Regions from separate parts of the Homo sapiens genome. Here region 2 is linked to region 1. Evidence: chromatin loops called from intact Hi-C (ENCODE). Cell type or tissue: heart right ventricle. All regions are shown on one strand.

Evidence for each region. Peaks named below come from ENCODE experiments on the same cell type or tissue, not always from the same donor. Only the 100,000 strongest peaks of a DNase experiment are listed, where the experiment ranks them.
Region 2: a loop joins it to region 1, with 4 times the contacts of the local background. A loop is called at or near these places in 42 of 110 quality-filtered maps.

Annotation. Positions count from the first base shown.
Region 1 is chr10:70,877,858-70,882,857 of GRCh38, forward strand. SGPL1 (sphingosine-1-phosphate lyase 1) reads left to right here. Exons shown (of 15, transcript NM_003901.4): 15 at 1-3,327. It also overlaps a transcript of PCBD1 not described here. Among named protein-coding and RNA genes, the nearest start is that of PCBD1, 8.2 kb to the right of the region's middle. In heart right ventricle, CTCF peaks have their summits at 2,357 (motif pointing left) and 2,558; a DNase peak (open chromatin) is centred at 2,354.
Region 2 is chr10:70,456,015-70,461,014 of GRCh38, forward strand. It overlaps a transcript of PALD1 not described here. Among named protein-coding and RNA genes, the nearest start is that of NODAL, 17 kb to the left of the region's middle. RefSeq lists an enhancer at 1-236. In heart right ventricle, no CTCF peak of the experiment used is centred here; a DNase peak (open chromatin) is centred at 2,487; H3K4me3 peaks cover 1,604 bases; H3K27ac peaks cover 3,109 bases.

The sequences.
Region 1 (5,000 bases):
AGTCTGGAGTGCAGTGGCATGATCTCAGCTCACTGCAACCTCCACCCACTGGGTTCAAGCGATTCTTCTGCCTCAGCCTCCCGAGTAGCTGGGATTACCGGCACCCACCACCACGCCTGGCTAATTTTTCAATTTTCTTTTTCAGTAGAGACGGGTTCACCGTGTTGGCCAGGCTGGTCTTGAACTCCTGACCTCAGGTGATACCCGCCCCCCCGCCTCAGCCTCCCAAAGTGCTGGGATTACAGGCGTGAGCCACCGTGCCTGGCCCTGTCTCTCTTAAGAGTAGGTTCATTGTCTGTCTTAGAGTCACTTCTATTGCAACTCATTTTCTTTTTCCAGGGCACAGATCGACCAAGCTGCCGTTCCCTATTCTGCAGGACAGGACTATTCTAGCATACCTGCTTCGTCCACCCAGGCAGGGTTTGGGGTGGTCTCTTCTGTGCCTGCAGTCCCCATTTGACACTTGGTTGCCACCATCTTTGGAGATTATTGTTTGGAATGATGCTTCCATTGGCTTTTTCTTGTTACCATGGACTAGGAAGAAAACATGGTTTCCAAATAATCTGGGAGCTTTTGGCCATGGTGCCGCCTTCCTGAATTGGCAGTGGTCAGAGCACACCTGAACCCTATCCTGGGCTGGTGATGAGCAGAAATCAGACCTTTTTCTATGCTTTTTTGAATATCAGAGTAGGATGAACACCCAGATTCAAATATGTCACCAAAGTTGGTGGTGGTCCTTCCCTGCACCCTTGCGTTAAGCCATTATGTAATGAAAATGTGTTTGCTTGAAGGAACAGCTCAAAGCACCTTCACAAGTTGCCTTGACTTACCCTAGGTGGGTGTGAAAGAGCACCCGTAGCAAGGAAAATTTTCTCTATTAGTGTGTTCTTCTGCCTCTTCCCCCTTGATTCAGCTTTCAGAGGTACTATGGCAGTTTTGCCTCAGGTGCTGAACATTTCTCAGCCCTGGCTAAAAGGGAGCAGCACAGGGAGAGAAACAGGATAGGAAAGCAGAATGGCGAGCAGCCTATGGCCCAGGGCCTGTAATCCCTTCCCAAGACTAGCTGCTCAGGGTGGTGCAGGGACAGGACCAGACCCTGCGCCTATTTCCTGCCTTCTTTCCCCTATAGGGAACTCTGTAGGCTGAGCCACTGTCCTGCTCTTATGACATTATATCTTGTGCCTTTCTCCTCAGCAGTGAGCAGTGAGCTACTCCTGGCCCAGGCCCTAGGGGAAATGGATCAGTCTTTGAGGTTTCTATTTGGGGAGGGGAGTACTTAAGATGAGTCAAAAGACACTTTCCTCTGTTCCATTCCCCATCTCAGGGACTCCTGAATATTCAGCCTCTCCAGGCTGGTGTCTTCTAGTTTCCCCCACTGGGAATGCTGGCTGGGAGAGCCATGACTACCAGACTTTTCCTCAGGCTCCTTGGCATGTTAGTCTGAATTGTTCTTGAGCACTGTACTACTGACCCAACAACTGTGACTAGCTGGCCACGCCATTCAGGGCTGGTGTGGCATTTATGTGTGTGTGTGTGTGTGTGTGTGTTTTTCCTGTTTGCCCAGCAGTGCATTGTGGGTTCCAAGAGTGGGTAGTGTGTGTATGTGTGTGTGTCAGAGGGAGACCTGGCAGGCACCTCTTTGAGAGTAGCTGTGGTCAGAGCTGTTTGGTCAGTGCATTATGTTGAATGAGGTCCAGGAACCCAGAGCCACCCAGCAGACACCACTGTGGCTTGCCAGCTGCCAAGATGGAGAAGCATGTGCCCCTGTAGAGCGTCTCCCCAGAACCAGACCCCGAGCCACTCGCTTCCTCTGTGCTGTGACAACATTGGTGCCAGGGGAGATGGTGTTTTTCAAAGGGACCTACTGTAGCCACTTTAATTTACAATTAAGAGCCTTAGTTTGACTTAACACTTTTGTAGGCTTTTCATTGTGTATTTTTGTGTATGTGTGCATATAGCAGCTACTCTGTAGCAGAGGTGGGTAGAGACACTTAATAGTATCATGTCGCATGCAGATGTCACATCGGCCTCTGCAAAAACTGTACTGTCTTGTTTCTGCATTAGACTTAAGTAGTCATGTGAATATACTGCTATGTCACTTTTAATATTACGAGTTTTATACTTGGAAAATGGTACTTGCTTCTTTTAAATCTCTGTCTTCTCTAACCTCCCCCTTCCCATTTCAATGCTCCCTTCCTAATTTCAGCAATAATCTCAAAAAGCAATTAAATAGTTAAATGACCCTAATTGTAATTACTGTGGATGGTTGCATTCATTTGATTACTTGGGCACACACGAGATGACAAATGGGGCAGTGGCCATGCTTGAATGGGCTCCTGGTGAGAGATTGCCCCCTGGTGGTGAAACAATCGTGTGTGCCCACTGATACCAAGACCAATGAAAGAGACACAGTTAAGCAGCAATCCATCTCATTTCCAGGCACTTCAATAGGTCGCTGATTGGTCCTTGCACCAGCAGTGGTAGTCGTACCTATTTCAGAGAGGTCTGAAATTCAGGTTCTTAGTTTGCCAGGGACAGGCCCTATCTTATATTTTTTTCCATCTTCATCATCCACTTCTGCTTACAGTTTGCTGCTTACAATAACTTAATGATGGATTGAGTTATCTGGGTGGTCTCTAGCCATCTGGGCAGTGTGGTTCTGTCTAACCAAAGGGCATTGGCCTCAAACCCTGCATTTGGTTTAGGGGCTAACAGAGCTCCTCAGATAATCTTCACACACATGTAACTGCTGGAGATCTTATTCTATTATGAATAAGAAACGAGAAGTTTTTCCAAAGTGTTAGTCAGGATCTGAAGGCTGTCATTCAGATAACCCAGCTTTTCCTTTTGGCTTTTAGCCCATTCAGACTTTGCCAGAGTCAAGCCAAGGATTGCTTTTTTGCTACAGTTTTCTGCCAAATGGCCTAGTTCCTGAGTACCTGGAAACCAGAGAGAAAGAGGATCCAGGATGTACTTGGATGAGGAGGCCTGGCTTATCTAGGAAGTCGTGTCTGGGGTGCTTATTGCTGCTCCATACAGCTGTACGTCAGCCCCTTGGCCTTCTCTGTAGGTTCTTGGCAGCAATGAGCAGCTTTCACTCAGTGACACAAGTAATTACTGAGTCCTAATTTGATAGCCACCAACTGTACCTGGGTAGGCAAAGTCAGATTTTTGAGAACCTTTTTCCTGATTTGAAGTTTTAATTACCTTATTTTCTTTTATGCTTTCCTCTGTCTTGTAATCTTTTCTCTTCTTAATATCCTTCCCTATAATTTCAATTATTTGGATTAATTTTAGAATAAACCTATTTATTTCTAAAAAAAAAAAGAAAAGAAAGTGTTACCTGTGTCTTTGTCTCACATGAATGTGCTTCATACAACTGTAGTGCTGCCAAGGTTGGCTTTATTTTTTGGAGACAAGGTTTCACTGTCACCCAGGCTAGAGGGCAATGGCATGATCATCACTCACTGTAGCCTTGACTTCCTGGGCTCAAGTGATCCTCCCACCTCAGCCTCCCGAGTAGCTGGGACCACAGGTGTGTGCCACCATGCCTGGCTAATTTTTCTGTATATTCTGTAGAGACAGAGTTTCTCTACATTGCCCAGCCTAGTCTCTAACTCCTGAGCTCAAATGATCCTCCCGCCTTGGCCTCCCAAAGTGTTGGAAATACAGGCATGAGCTGTCCCTGCATCGGGTGAACATTTTTCAACCCTTGACCCATGAAAATAAGCAGAGGCAGGAATGTAACATAACAGCATAGTCCATACCTCCGCATCTGGCGTCTTCTGTCCTTCAGTCCTCCAGTCATCAGATCAAAGCACACTTGGAAAATTTTAAGTCAGAAGTGGAGCAGATGGGAGACCACTGTCTGAATCTCGTTTGCCATCAATATAGGTATTGATAATCCTTTACTAGCATATATGCTAGGAACGGGGTCCTGCTAATCCCTCTTGTGAACAATACGCTTATTTCTCAACCTCCAGCCTCTGCCCCTTTCCTGGCCTTTGCTGGGGGACCAACTCATTCAGACTGAGTTGTGACATGGCTAGATTCCTGTTCCAAGTGACCCCGGCATTTACAAGTCAGCTTAGTACTTGAGTTAGGAGACACAGGTGAGAACTATTAGGAAGAAGGCTTCCCAGTCTCTGCATAGTGACATATGTGAGGTAAAATTTGTGTGGCATTCTCGTGGGGGTAGAGATGAGGCTGCTCTTAGTGCCCCCTTCTTCATGACAGCGTGGGAATATTCTGTCCTAGAGAGTTCCTGGCTGGGGAACTGACTGTGCAAACCATCTCTTAACTGCTCCAGTAATAAATAGCCTGCCAGGTCCTAAGCTGCCTGTGTCTTCTCTCTTGTGGAGTAAACCAGGCAAGCCCTAAGAACTTTGCTAAGATTTTAAGAAACTGAAGAGACCATCAGGATTTGGGATCTGCCATATCTGATATGATAGGCCTGTGTATTATGATTCTCCAGAGAAACAGAACCAATACACACAAAGAGATTTCTTATAAGGAATTGGCTCATGTGATTATGGAGGCTGACAAGTCCCAAGATCTGTAGTTGGCAAGCTGGAGAACCAGGAAAGCAGATGGTATTGTTGCACACCGGAGGCTTGTAGCCTTGAGACCTAAGGAGAGTGGATGTTTCAGTTTAAGTCCGAAAGCAGGAAAAGACCAATGTCCCACCTCAAGGCAGTCAGGCAGGAGGACTTCCCTTTTATTTGGAAGAGGGTCAGCCCTTTTTAGCCCTTTTTTTCTGTACAGGCCTTCACCTGGTTGAATGAGGCCACCCATGTTAGGGAAGACAGTCGGCTTTACTCAGTCTACTGATTCAAATGTTATCCTCATTCAGAAACACCCTCACAGACACACCCGGAATGTTTGACCAAATGCCTGGGCACCCCATGGCCCAATCAAGTTGACACCTAACATTAGCCATCACAGCCAGGAAGAAAATATAGGTTGAGTATCCCTTATCTGAAAGGTGTGAGACCAGAAGT
Region 2 (5,000 bases), 420 kb before region 1:
GCCTTGGCCATCAGGAGGGACAAACAGCTAAGACACCAGCATGTTCTCCTGGCCCTTTCCGTTTACTCTGGGTGTCAGGAGTGTCAGGGGTGGCAGGAGCGATCTGTGCCTGTTTGCCCACAGATCACCCCACATATCTTTAGGGAATGGGAAATGGGCAATCTAAAGCTGAGATCATCTCCTCATGATTCGAGATGTTACAAAACTACAAGGCCTCCCCGACCTTCTCCCATTGCTCCCGTGTTCATGCCCCCATCCCCCAATCATTCTCCCACCAACCTGCGCTGCAAACACTCCCTGACCAAGGCTGCTGTTTCAGAGCCAGAAAGCGCTGGGGTTATGAGGAGTGAGGGAGGCTCCAAGCGCAGGGCCACTTCCCCCCAGCTCCTGTCTTGGCCACACCAGCCTCCCTCCCAGGGGAGCTTCCAGCCCAACCTTCCCAGCCTATTCTTGCCTACTCCTGCCCTCCCACCCCACCCCTCAGCTCCGTTTTTCTGTCCTCTCTGTCCCTGTCCGACCTTTCCTTCCCCACTGGAAGATCTAAGGTCACATACCCTTTCTCTGCCTGTACCTGCCTCAGGTCCTGAGCTGCCCCATCAGGGATGGTGGGGTCAGTAACAAAAATTTGGAGGGACCCACCCTGCTGGGAAAATCGTCCTTGATGGGAAAGTGCAGCCAAGGAAACTCCCTGAGGGCAGAGGTGGGGGAGCAGGAGGGTTGTTTAAATTAGTACCAGTTAGGCTGGGGTATGGGGGGCAGCACACCTAGGTCCTGCTCCCAGCTCAACCCTGACCAGCACATGACCTTATTGAGCCTCAGTTTCCACATCTAGGATGATTCCTAGCCCTGTCGCCGCACTTGACTGTCCTATGCTTGGTGGAGCTCTGAGGCCAGCGGGTGGAAGTGTCTCCTAACATTCAGGGCCTGTACAGTTTCTTCTCCCTCTCCTCTACCCACTCTTTGATGAAATGCAGCCAATTCCCACACACCCCCCTGCCCCCCTCCCCTGCCTGCTTAGTTCTTATGTATTGTGCTATTGTGCTTTTTTTGTTTTTTTTTTTTGTTTTCAGATGGAGTTTCACTCTTGTTGCCCAGGCTGGAGTGCAATGACGCGGTCTCGGCTCACTGCAAACTCCACTTCCTGAGTTCAACCGATTCTCCTGCCTCAGCCCCCCAAGTAGCTGGGATTACAGGCGCCTGCCACCACACCGGCTAATTTTTGTATTTTTAGTAGAGACAGGGTTTCACCATGTTGGCCAGGCTGGTCTGGTCTTGAACTCCTGATCTCAGGTGATTCACCCGCCTCGGCCTCCCAAAGTGCTGGGATTACAGGCGTGAGCCACCGTGCCCATCCCGTATTGTGCTTTTTAAACACAAAATGAATGCCTATTCGCTGTAGAAAATTTGCAGACTATATAACGGTATATACAGGAAGAGAAAAATCCCCTGTAACCCCATGATCTAGATATAACCATGGTTAATATTTTGGGGGTACATTCTTCCTGTCCCCTGCACTTAGGTATTTATGTGCACATGCATTTATGTGCACTTAGAAGATTCACACAATGTGAACTGTTCTGTAAACTACTTCTTTTATGAAACCAGAACATCTTTCCGGGCCATAAAGCATCCTCTCCACTACCATTTAAAAATAAACGTTGGCTGGGTGTGGTGGCTCATGTCTGTAATCTCAGCACTTTGGGAGGCCAAGGCAGGCAGATTGTTTGAGCCCAGGAGTTCGAGACCAGCCTGGCCAACATGGTGAAACCTCGTCTCTACTGACAATACAATAATTAGCCGAATGTGGTGGCAGACACCTGTAATCCCAGCTACTCAGAAGACTGAGGCAGGAGAATCGCTTGAACCCGGGAGGCGGAGGTTGCAGTGAGCCGAGTTCTCGCTACTGCTCTCCAGCGTGGGCGACAGAGGGAGACTCCGCCTAAAAAAAAAAAAGTTGCTTAATTCTTTAGGCTTCCTCCTCCAGGAAGCCAGCCTGGAGGATTTCTCCAGCCCAGTCAGCCTCTCTCAGGGTCCTTACACCGTGTTCCCTGTTATCCACCTTCTCTTAGACTGTGAGCTTCCAGGGGACAGAAGCCCCCTCTGGACCCTTTCACTCAGTGCCCGGTGTACGTAATAGATGCTTAATAAATGAGGCTGGAAAGGGTACTTTTCTTGATTGCTGTCAGCAGGAGGAGGCTGAGGCAGAGGAAAAGAGCACTGGACTTGGAGTCGGCGTGCCTGCCTGCCTGCCTCTAGCTTCGCAATCTTGTTTGCAGCGAAGGGGCATAGTGGTCTGTGCGGCGCGGTGCCCAGTCCCGCCCGCCCCGCCGCGCCTGGCCGGGCGCCTGGCACAGCCCAGGCGCTCAGCGGAGGCCCCAGGCATGGCAGGACCTACGGAGCCCGGTGAGGTGAGCGCGCCAGGCCGGCCGGCTGGGCTGGAGGCAGAGGCCCAGGCGCCCGCCCTCGTGGGAAAGCGCGCGGAGGGCGACCCGGGTGAGTCAGCCGAAGAGCAGACGGGCTGCGGAGCAAGAAGACCGAGGCTGGAGGCGGCAGTGAGTGTTCCCGCCGGGCGGGTGGCGTTGTCGCCGCCAAGGGGGACCCGCCCCTCTCCCCTGTTCCCCGCACTGCCGGTCCCGCCGCCGGGGCCGGGACAAGAGCCTAGTGAGACAGAGACGCTCCGGCGCGAGCTCCTGCCCAGGCCCTGTGGTCGGGCGGGGTGGGGGTTACCCAGGGCTCTGCCCTCAGCGGGATGTGTCCCCTCCCATCTGTCCCGTCCCCTCGCTGGGCTTCTGTCCAGTGGCCTCATTCTGTTGCTGCTGGTGGGAAGGGTGGGATGTGCCTGCTTGGTAAATTGTGGGGCGCCACCAAACGCGGGGGGCCCCCATTTGGTGCCAGGCGAGGCCTGGTGCGTGGGCAGGAGAGTCAGGATGGGCCCCGCACACCATCACCGCCTTACCGCGGTGCTGCACTGCTAAACCAAGGGATTACTGCTGTTCCTGGGCTCAGGGAGAGAGCGGCTCCCCCACCTTTATCCCCCGCCATCCGCCCACCCACTGCTTCACCCTTCCCCCATCCCACCCCACCCCACTCCAAGCCCCAGGGAGCCCGGTTTATAAGAGCCACTGCCACCGTTTGTCCATCGCTCACTGGGACGCTGCTTTGTGATAAACATTTTGCACAGTTACCTCAGTTAGCCCTCCCGCTGGCACTATACTGACGGCTCCCTTTTCAGATGAGGAACCGGGGCTCGGAGAGGTGAAGTCACTTCTTCAAGGTCACTGCAGTCAGAGGCGGAGCTGCCCTGAGGCTAATTGAAGCTTAAGTTTCAGACCCTTGCAAGGCCCGGACCTAATTTTTGCATTTGTATTTTTGTGTTCTTTTCCTTTAAAAGCCCCCTCCCGCGACAGTAGGAGGGTCAAGCCCCTTCAAAATGGATCTCTCTGACCGTGCCTGGTCTGTCTGCTGTCCTCTGTGGCACTGCCTCGGATGGGTGGGGATGGGGGGGTTGCTGGGGCTGGGCAGTGCCAACCTGGCATGGAGGGAAGGACGTCCAGATTTGGTCAAGGGGCCCACATGACCTTTGCATGAGTCTTGGCAGACTCCAAACAGCCTGCTGTGCGCGGAGCCAGCTTAGGCAGAGCCCCCGCCTTGTGACGTTGGGATCTTCTCTGGGACTCAGCTGTCCTCATCTGAGTTAGGGGTGGTTATTATGGGGTAACTGCAGACACAAGGTGAAAGTGGAAGGAACAGAGGCTGGAAAGCTCGGAGCCCTGCCTGTCCTCCGTTCCCCCACGTACTCCCCCTCAGCCACCCCATAGGTGAACGCCACTCTGCCCTGTGCCCTCATCTTCACAGCCAGCCCTCTCCCCTCCAGCTGCCGCACCTTCTCCACAGCAGTTGTCCGTGGTGCCTACACTCCCCGCTTCACGGTCACCCTTCACCCGGTTCCATTGTGTGCCTCCTGCCTCCACCCACCATGGCGTCTGCCCTGGCTTGGGTTGTATAGGAGAGACTCCGTGTTACCAAATTGGCTCCAGCCCTGCCTGGCCGCACAGCAGCCTTTGACACGATTGAAATGCTCCCCACCTCTTAGCTTTCGTGCGGCTAAGCTTCCCTTCCGCCGTCTGGGCCCCTGCTCAGTCCTCTTTGTCTTCTGAGCCTCTTCCCCCTGCCCCAGGCCTCCCCTCCCCTCGAAGCCCGCCCTCCAAGGCTGTGCTTCGACTTCTCTTCTCCCCTGCGGTTACTTGCCTCTCCTGGAGGGTCTCACCCATCCTGGGGCTTAAAAGCCACCAATGCCCATGGTGCCCGGCCTTTGTCTACCCCAGACCAGTCCTCAGAACTCTGGACCCCTGCACCCACCGGCCTACCGTGCGTCTCCCGTGGGCTCCCTCACAGTCATCTCCGGCTCCATTCATCAAGACTGAACTCCTCTGCGCCTTCTCCAGCGTTCTGTCTGCAGCCAAGCCCCTGATTCCTGATTCCTTCCTCCCTCAACACCACAACATCCAACCTCATACCAGCCATGTGGATCCCACTTCCAAAATGGCTCTCTAGAATCCACCTGCTCCTCCCCATCTCTTCTGTCACCACCTGGTCCCAGCCACCATCATCTCTCTCCTGGACAACTGTGGAGGCCTCCCTGCCTCCACCCTGGCCCCCCAGAATCCACTCCTCTCAGGAGCTAGATGGGATGGCATCACTCCCCTCACTGAAACCCTTCAGTGCCTCTCATTGCCTGTAGGATGAAATACAAGCTCCAGGCCGGGCCAGGTGGCTCACGCCTGTAATCTCAGCACTTTGGGAGGCCGAGGCGGGCGGATCACCTGAGGTCAAGAGTTCAAGACCAGCCTGGCCAACGTGGAGAACCCCGTCTCTACTAAAAATACAAAAATTAGCCGGGCGTGGTGGCATGCGCCTGTAATCCCAGCTACTTGGGAGGCTGAGGCAGGAGAATCACTTGAACCCAAGAGGCAGAGGTTGCAGTGAGCTGAGATCGTGTC